Linked DNA regions of Homo sapiens: region 2 is linked to region 1. Evidence: read pairs that join two places in POLR2A ChIA-PET (ENCODE). Cell type or tissue: PC-3. All regions are shown on one strand. Links, peaks and the distances in the headings refer to the core of each region. The heading gives the core; the rest is flanking DNA. Region 1 overlaps SGPP1 (sphingosine-1-phosphate phosphatase 1). Region 2 overlaps SYNE2 (spectrin repeat containing nuclear envelope protein 2).

Region 1 (4,407 bases), core at 129-4,128:
CTAATCGGGTCCTTCATCATACTATTCTGTTGTCCTGTTTTAGTTTCTTCATAAGATTCATAACAATCTGAAATTGTAATATTTATCTGCTTTCTTATGTGGTTATCAACAGTCTTGCTCTGTTACTCGGGCTGGAGTGCAATGGCATGATCTTGGCTCACTGCAACCTCCACTTCCTGGGTTCAAGCGATTCTCATGCCTCCATCCCCAAGTAGCTGGGATCACAGGCTGGAGCCACCATACCTGGCTAATTTTTGCATTTTTAGTAGAGACAGGGATTCACTATGTTACCCAGGCTGGTCTTGAACTCCTGGCCTCAAGTGAACCACCCACCTCAGCCTCCCAAAGGGATGGGATTACAGACATGAGCTACCTTGCCCAGCCACATTCTTGTCATTTTTTAAAGCAATGTATCCTCAACCCCTAAAATAGGGGTTGGCACTCATAAATATTTGTTCAATGAATGAATGAATGAGAAAAGAAAATTACCTAGGATGTATATCCTGTGTGGTCATGGAGATAATTACATACATAAACATATGAAAATGAAAACCATTTCTTTGAATAATAAGTGTACTTTTCCCCAGAAATCAAAACTACACAATTTTAGCATAATTTGTTGTTCAGAATTTGAATGTAAATTTGTGGATATTATATATGTAGTTAATTTATAAAAGGGTAGAATTATGAAAATATAAATCCTTTTATTATTAATACAGCTTTTAGTGCCTCTTATATGGTCAGTTAATAAAGTTTACTTTGAGAATTTGACAACTTTAAAAAATTTATGTATATTCAACATTTGAAATGTCAAATATAAATTATTTTTTAAATGCCAAAAATATTCAGTATTATACTAAACAACGATACTTTTATCTTTTCCTAGGATATTATTGCTGGATTCCTATATACCATTTTAATCTTAGCTGTCTTCTATCCATTTGTGGACCTGATTGACAACTTCAACCAAACTCACAAATATGCTCCATTCATCATCATCGGGCTTCATTTAGCTTTGGGGATCTTTTCTTTCACTCTTGACACCTGGAGCACATCCCGAGGAGACACAGCCGAGATACTAGGAAGTGGTGCTGGAATTGCATGTGGATCTCATGTTACTTATAACATGGGTCTAGTATTAGATCCTTCTCTAGATACATTACCTTTAGCTGGGCCCCCCATTACTGTGACTCTGTTTGGAAAAGCCATATTGCGGATCCTCATAGGGATGGTATTTGTACTAATAATCAGAGATGTAATGAAAAAGATCACCATTCCTTTAGCCTGCAAAATCTTCAATATACCGTGTGATGATATTCGAAAAGCAAGACAGCACATGGAAGTTGAACTTCCTTATCGGTATATTACCTATGGAATGGTTGGTTTCTCCATCACATTTTTTGTTCCTTACATATTTTTCTTTATTGGTATCTCTTGATGGAGAAGTATTGTTTATGATAAGAAAGGAGGGTATCAGTTACTGATACCCAAAAATATATTCCAGGTAAAGCCAGGTCAGAATTAGGCTTTTGCAGGAATTTAACTTAAATAATTATTTAAGTAAATTCATAAGAGTCAGTGCATTTTATCATTGCACATCCAGATACTGTTTTAGGTGAGCTGAGCTATTTCGTTACTGAGAAAATGATAAGTATCCATTTAGAATGTTCATGTAATGTTTGGAGAGTTTTGTATTATGGATTCAACTTATATATAATATATATAAGGTACATAATATGCAATTATATATCTGATATATATTATATATAAAATAATATACCTAAGTGTTTTTTTAAACTATGGGAGTGTATTATAAAATCAATAATAATATGCAAACAGTTGTGCCTGTGTATTTGAACTACATACAGGTATGTTGTTATTAACAGATATATTTAACATTTATTTACTATGGGAGCCATTTCCTAATTGAATTGCGTAATTACTAGACCAGAATGCATATGCTACTATACATTGATTTACTGCCTGTTTTTACACTGCCATTACCTTTCATGTTATCCATGATGTTGAACATGGGAGGCATTTTTAATGGACCAAATTTTTAGAAAAATTAGTTTTTGGATTTTTTTTTAAGTTCTGTATACTGTTTTGAATGAACTTTATTTGCAGCTATTCTGGATGTCAGTTTAATAATTCAGGTACTGAATTTTATTGCTTGCTAATTGTGCCTTTCCGTTGCTAAATTAAGAAATGCTATGTGTACTGTGATGTAAAAATAAGACATTAACTTTATCTTAAGTTACATATAATCAAGCAAATATTTTAAAAAATGTATGTCAGGGTGACAGGCATAAAAGTAAATTACCCTTAACTCTTTAGCCTTTATTTAGAAAGAAATGTGGAATGGGCTAAACTTTCTCACCAATTTATTAGAAAGCTAAATGGATAAATACTTCCCTTTTTGTAGATATTTTTCTGTGCATTGTAAGTTATAGGAGCAGGACATATTTTTTGTACATTGTCTTGATTGTTTATACTGCAGGTAGGTATTTCCAGTGAATGGAAACGTTGAAATTTATAGATGGGACAATGCACATACTTCATATGTAAACAAAGCATTTTTCTAAATAATTTGGAAAGGATTGGATTTAGCACCGTTAACTTTTAATACCCATTTATTGGCTATTTAAGGTAAATTATAAAACCTAAAATTAGTATCAGTATTTTAGATCCTATTATTTTTTCAACTTTCTATTATTTTCACAGTGGAAAATTTGCGTATAGTATTAAACTATTCTTTTTTCTGTCTACCTTTATATTTTGAAGTGTGGTTGTACTTACGTTAATAGTAAGTGTATTTGTAGAAAGTTTTTCATAAAGAAGAGATTAACTTTCCATATAAATAAATACCAGGTATGAAATTACTGATTTTAGTGCAATATCTGTATGATTATCCAGAACTATCACTTCAGATGTTTCTATTTTGGGCACCATAACTATTTGAGCTCATATTTTTATAATTCTGATTGAGAATTTAGGGGCATGGTAATTTTTACCAAAACTGAAGCTGGTAATTTTAAGTAAAGCAACTAAATTTACCCTTTACTTATTAGTTAAAAGGAAACCAAGGCATGTAGGAAAATATTGGTACGTTGGAAAATGTGAAAAGAGCTTTACTTTCAAAATGTATGTTTAATGAATTGAATTTTAGGGACCGTTTCCCATAATTTGGGCCTATGCTATCCTGTTGATTTTTATGTCTAGCTTAAAAGGTATTTGAAAATGTTCCATTTGTGTTTTATTATTTTCTGTCCTATGACAGTTCTATGCTAAATGTATTTTAAAATAAAAGCCAAATTGAAGATTAAAGAAGGTTTTGCTTTGTTTTGTTTGCCTTCCGAGCAATTGTTTCTGTTTTATCTGGTAGAGATTTTAAAAATATGTCTTGGATTTTCATTCTAGCACATATTTCCTCTGAAGCGTTTTGTCCAAAATCAAAGTGCTGTTTTGGCAATAGAAGACATTGAAGAAGTTCTTTGAGGTACAAACTGGCTTTGGTTCCATTTATGATTATTTCTAACATTGTACTTTTAGTAAAAAGTTTCATATTTCTTTTAAAAAGCTTATGCACAAAATTGTTTCAGTAAAATGTGACTAATAGTATTGTAGGTAATTTACTGCTTTTCCATGAATGTCAAGGATTAATCATAAAACTAGGAACAGGTACTTTTTCAAGCAGAATAAAACATATGGACATTTTATTTTGTAATTTTAAAATGCCATGATGTGTGAACTGCAAAAACCAGGTCTGCCAGAAACTAATTATATGACCTAATATAAAACAATGCCACTTCAAGATTGACACAATTATTTTTATTTTATTTTGTAGCTTTCTTTACAAGTAGTGTTTATTAAATATATATTTCAGGGACAACATAAAAATGAATTCAGTGGAATGAATAGAATTTAAAAGCAAAATTTCCCTCACCCTCCCTGTCATTCATTCCCTTAAAGGCAAATTTTAACAGAGCATTCAATAAAGATAAGTAAATACTAAAGTGGTTTTTTAAAATATATAATCACAAAAATTTTTAAAGGCTACTCAAGTGAAGCAGTGGGAGTGGAGAAAGATATGATCACACAATTTTATATGACAAAGATTTCTTATTGGTAAACAATTTTGTTCTCGTTAACAAGGAATGTTTATTCTAGATTTAAAACCTAACGTGGCCAAGTGTGGTGGTTCATGCCTGTAATCCCAGCCGGCCAGTAAAATGTTTAATCTGGACATCAGTAAGGATCAGTTTTTAACATTTTACTTTATAGCTGCATTAGATTTTCTGAAGAGGGTTTTTGTTGTTTGATAAGGTTTTTTAAGAAAGGGAAGAGGTAGCAGTTTGAGAAAAAGTAATTAGTAGATATTACTGTGCTGGGTATTTTCTCGTTATT
Region 2 (4,407 bases), core at 112-4,111, 390 kb before region 1:
AGTAACGAGATCCTTGAGAAAGTACGAAATAGGTTTTCTTGTGTGTTAACTAAAAAAGATTTGTTATAAATATACGTTAAGAGTTTACATGTTTTTTACATGTGAGATTTTCCTGAGAAATCTGTCATAGAATTAATGACATATTCTAGCAACTAAGTTTGAAATCTGAATTTTTTGTGTTTAAGATCTATTTTATTTATCAAGTTGTAAGTATTCTAGACAAAAAAAAAAAAAAAAAATCCTTCTGTGGATACCAGACCAAACAGAATTTTCTTCTGTTTGATATGGGCTGTCTTTCTACAATCTAATCAAAATATCTTGCTAAGCTCCTATGTTTCTAGTATTATAAAATATTTTCCACCTTTTCTTTAAATCTGGACTTTCAGGTATAAAGATTTGCTCAGGTACTTTTCATGAGAATTCTGTTAACATCATCGTTAGACAGACACTACATACTAAGTGCTATTCCTAGTGAGTTGTGAAATTTGTATTCTTATTGCCTTAGTTGTAATGTCAAAATGTTTCAAAGAATGTATTTTAAAGCAAAGTATTAACATCCAAAATGTTCAAGTGGTTGTACAGTGGTTGTACAAAAGCAAACAAAACCAGTAAAAAATATTATATAACTGTATTATAAAATGCAAGAGAAGAATAAGCATTTTGACAATTAAATACATATAAATCATCTAATTCTGTTATCTTATGTCACATATTTAGAGCATCTTTATCTTAGCATTCAATAGACACGATGGTCACTTAACTCTTAAAAGAAGTTATAGCTGAAATCCTGGCAAATGGAATTTGACATTAAATGATATTTTCCTCCTGATAGTCATTCAGCTCCGTAAATAATAACAGTAGTACAGACATTATTATTACCTTCTCATCTATGTCTTCTAAAGCTTTTCTGCATTCTTCCACCTGGGATTCAATCTCTGCAGGGACTATGGTGTACATTTCGGAATACTTGATTCGCAGTTTTTCCATAATATTCTCAAAAGTTAGTTTCCCTTTCTTAAGGATGCTTTGAAGCTCCTAAAAGCATTAAGAGAGTTGCAATACTCACGAGACTGGGGGAAAAGTTTAATTCTAAAAAGTGAAAGCAGCCTTCCAGCACATCCTTATGATTTAAAGGAGTGCAGTTTGCATGACAAAACCCCACTAGTGATACAAGCTGATTAAGCCCCAGAGACACTCAGTTTAGTCAGATGATGCTTTCTAATTTGTAAGAATTAAACTTGATATCTCTTCATAGTGTCACACCATTATCTAGAAAAGACATTACAACACCCCCTGCTTCTAAAGTACCTTTAGGATTTAATTGTATCTCCATTGCAGTCCTGATCTAAAAAGCTGCAAGCAGCAAAAAAAAAAAAAAAAAAGTTTCAAAGAAGTTTTTTGTTGTTGTTTTAACGTGTTGCTATTTCTACTTCTTCCTCCATTATCATCACAATGATTTAAGGCCACTAAAAGCCCCACACTTGGAGCAGAAGTGTCTACTTTCATGTAATTAGACAGCCCTGCAGAGCTCAACTGCTTTCAAAAGGGAAGGTTCCAGTTCCATACAAAGAATGTAGGTTTTTAGGAGATAAAAGAAACCTGAACAAATAGTCTATTGGTTGTGGCCTAGAAACCAAATCTGATCTACCTTCTCCTGCAGTAATTATAAAGGAGAAACTCATTTGTATGGGAAAGTTTCCCAAAGATCAAGTGGAAAAATACTTCTTGACTTGACTGTGGCTTTTTTGTTGTTTGTTTTGTTTTTACAGTAGCTGTTCAGTAGCATTATTTGTGTTCATGGATTGAGTCACTGTACTGAAGAATGATTACAATTTTAAATGACTCTGTAATGTGTCATTGTTTTCCTTTTCTTAATCCTCAGCAGAGGACAAATCTAGAGAGAGAAAGTTAGAGAACAATGCCATTCAAAGATGGGGTTTAATAAGTAAGTGTCATCCCGTTTTATCTACACCTAGTCCAGGAGTACAGGCTTTCATTCAGAGGTACACTTAGAAGGCTTCCCCATGAAGACTGCTTCTTTACTTTCCAATATAATAACCAAAAGTTCTGTTTAGACAGCATGTGACTTTTTTTTTTTTGAGATGGAGCCAGGCTGGATTGCAGCGGCACGATCTCGGCTTACTACAACCACCACCTACTGGGTCCAAGTGATTCTCCTGCCTCAGCATCCCAGTAGCTGGGATTATAGGCACACGCTACCATGCCTGGCTAATTTTTGTATTTTTAGTAGAGACGGAGTTTCCCCATGTTGGCCAGGCTGGTCTTGACCTCCTGACCCCAAGTGATCTGCCTGCCTGGACCTCTCAAAGTGCTGGGATTATAGGTGTGAGCCACCATGTCCGGCCAACACGTGACTTTTGAATAAACTTCCAAACATACTTTTGGGCTGTCACTATTGGACTGGAATGAAAGAGGAGATTCTTCTGAAGAAATGAGATTCCAGATGACCTGTAGGGTGTACATAGACCCTGTCAGAGACAAGGCGCCATGTCCTACTAAAGGAGTAATGTAACATACTACTTAAGAGTGGTCTGAGGCCCTTGTTCACCAAACACACTGGAAACATAGTTGAAAGAAGGCTGCTTGGTCCAGACTGGCCTACCTTCCAGCCTTGTTTCAACTCTGTTCTCTGCTCTCCAGCCACACTGATCTTCTCCCTTGGTTCTGCCCATACCATGCCACAGGGCCTTTGCCTATGCCTCTCTCTCTCTCCCCAGACCGCTCCCCCAAACCCAGCCACTGAGTTATCTCTACCCCAAGGACTTTGGATACAAGACTGTGGGCCTGTACCTGCCACATTCACTAATTCATTCCTCACTTACCTCAAATTGTTCTGACTTTTCTGGGTGATCCTGGAATGCCATATTTTGGAATGAAGTTGTGGTCTGTTGAAAGAAATTCTTCAAAGCAATTATCTCTTTTGTGAAGGAATGTCTTTCTTGGATTTCAGTCTGCACCAATTCTTTATTTTTCTGAACTTTCTGAAGAAGCCTAAAAGAGAACGTCAAAATATAATTGTTTCTTTATCCTGCTCTTCTATGAATAAAATGAAACAGTTTTATTGCAACAATTAATGAAATGCCTGAATAGCTACTAAAGGATGGTTATTTCCTCTAAGAAAAAAAGTAACAATTTTCAATAATGGATGTACCACATATAAAAACAGGTACAAAATCTACCACTTAATCAAAAACCTCTCCAAATCTTTCGCCTCAAATACTCTCTTTTCACACTTTACACTGTAACTGACATTTCTGTCCTCTCTTTTTCTCCACGTAATCCTTGAGCTCACATGAAAATGACTTAGAGGTGTGAATGGAATCACAGGTGGGCTCTTGGGGACAGACAATCCCACTGGGCTTCTTCTCTTAAGCTGACCCATTTTGCTATGGATGCAGCAAATATCAGAAGAGGCACTGAAGTGGGTAAAATCTTTCCTGAGGGTTATTTGGTAAGTATCTATGATATTGTGATATAATAAATATATACTTGATCTCTGCTGTAGTTCCTGAGACAGAGCTCTTAATACCCTTGTAGATAGGAGTGCTAGCTAGGAGAGTCTTTTGTTCTAATACTTGATTTTTGACCAGTTCCTGACACAGAGCTCCTAAGCCCTTTGTAATTTCCTGAGTGATAGGAGCATCTTTAGTTCTAAGAAGGCAACTCTAGGTGGGATCCTGAGTAGCCTCAGGATGAGGGCTGGTTGCCAGGGGAACCAACTATGTGATTAAAAGGTTGGAACTTTCAGTACCACCCCTACCTCCAACACACACCCCCAACCTCTGGGGGAGGGGACAGAAGCTGAAGGTTGAGTTGATCGCCAATGGCCAATTACATAATCAATCATGACTACATAATGAAGTCTCCATAAAAAAACCCAAAAGACAGGGCTCAGAGAGCTTCTGGATTGCTGAAAGCCTGGGGGTTCCACCACCTAGAGAGAGCAGGGAAGCCCCAGGCCCCTTCCTATACCATGCCTTAGGCACCTCTTCCATCTGGCTGTTTATCTGTATCCTTCATTATATCCTTTATTAATAAACTGGTAAACATGAGTAAAGTGTTTTCTTGAGTTCTGTGAGCCACTCTAGCAAATTAATTGAACCCAAGAAAGGTATCAAAGGATCCCTTGATTTATAGCCTATCAGCCAGAAGTGTACCAGCGGGGCGCAGTGGCTCACGCCTGTAATCCCAGCACTGTGGGAGGCCGAGGCGGGCAGATGACCTGAAGTCAGGCGTTCGAGACCACCCTGGGCAACATGGTGAAACCCCTCCTCTACTAAAAATACAAAGAATTAGCCGGGTGTGGTGGCACATGCGTGTAATCCCAGCTACTCAGGAGGCTGAGGCAGGAGAATCGCTTGAACTCAGGAAGCCGAGTTTGCAGTG

What was found. ChIA-PET counts read pairs that join two places held together with the same protein. Peaks named below come from ENCODE experiments on the same cell type or tissue, not always from the same donor. Only the 100,000 strongest peaks of a DNase experiment are listed, where the experiment ranks them.
Region 2: POLR2A ChIA-PET joins it to region 1 with 6 read pairs; 1 of 35 experiments calls an interaction of 5 or more read pairs at or near these places.

Annotation. Positions count from the first base shown.
Region 1 is chr14:63,683,136-63,687,542 of GRCh38, reverse strand. It overlaps SGPP1 (sphingosine-1-phosphate phosphatase 1), which reads left to right. Exons shown (of 3, transcript NM_030791.4): 3 at 887-3,327. The coding sequence ends at 1,438. Among named protein-coding and RNA genes, the nearest start is that of SGPP1, 43 kb to the left of the region's middle. In PC-3, for the core only: no CTCF peak of the experiment used is centred there; a DNase peak (open chromatin) is centred at 412.
Region 2 is chr14:64,072,573-64,076,979 of GRCh38, reverse strand. SYNE2 (spectrin repeat containing nuclear envelope protein 2) reads right to left here. Exons shown (of 116, transcript NM_182914.3): 53 at 2,844-3,012; 54 at 880-1,035. Among named protein-coding and RNA genes, the nearest start is that of MIR548H1, 20 kb to the left of the region's middle. RefSeq lists an enhancer at 2,290-2,791. In PC-3, for the core only: no CTCF peak of the experiment used is centred there; a DNase peak (open chromatin) is centred at 1,769; H3K27ac peaks cover 1,125 bases.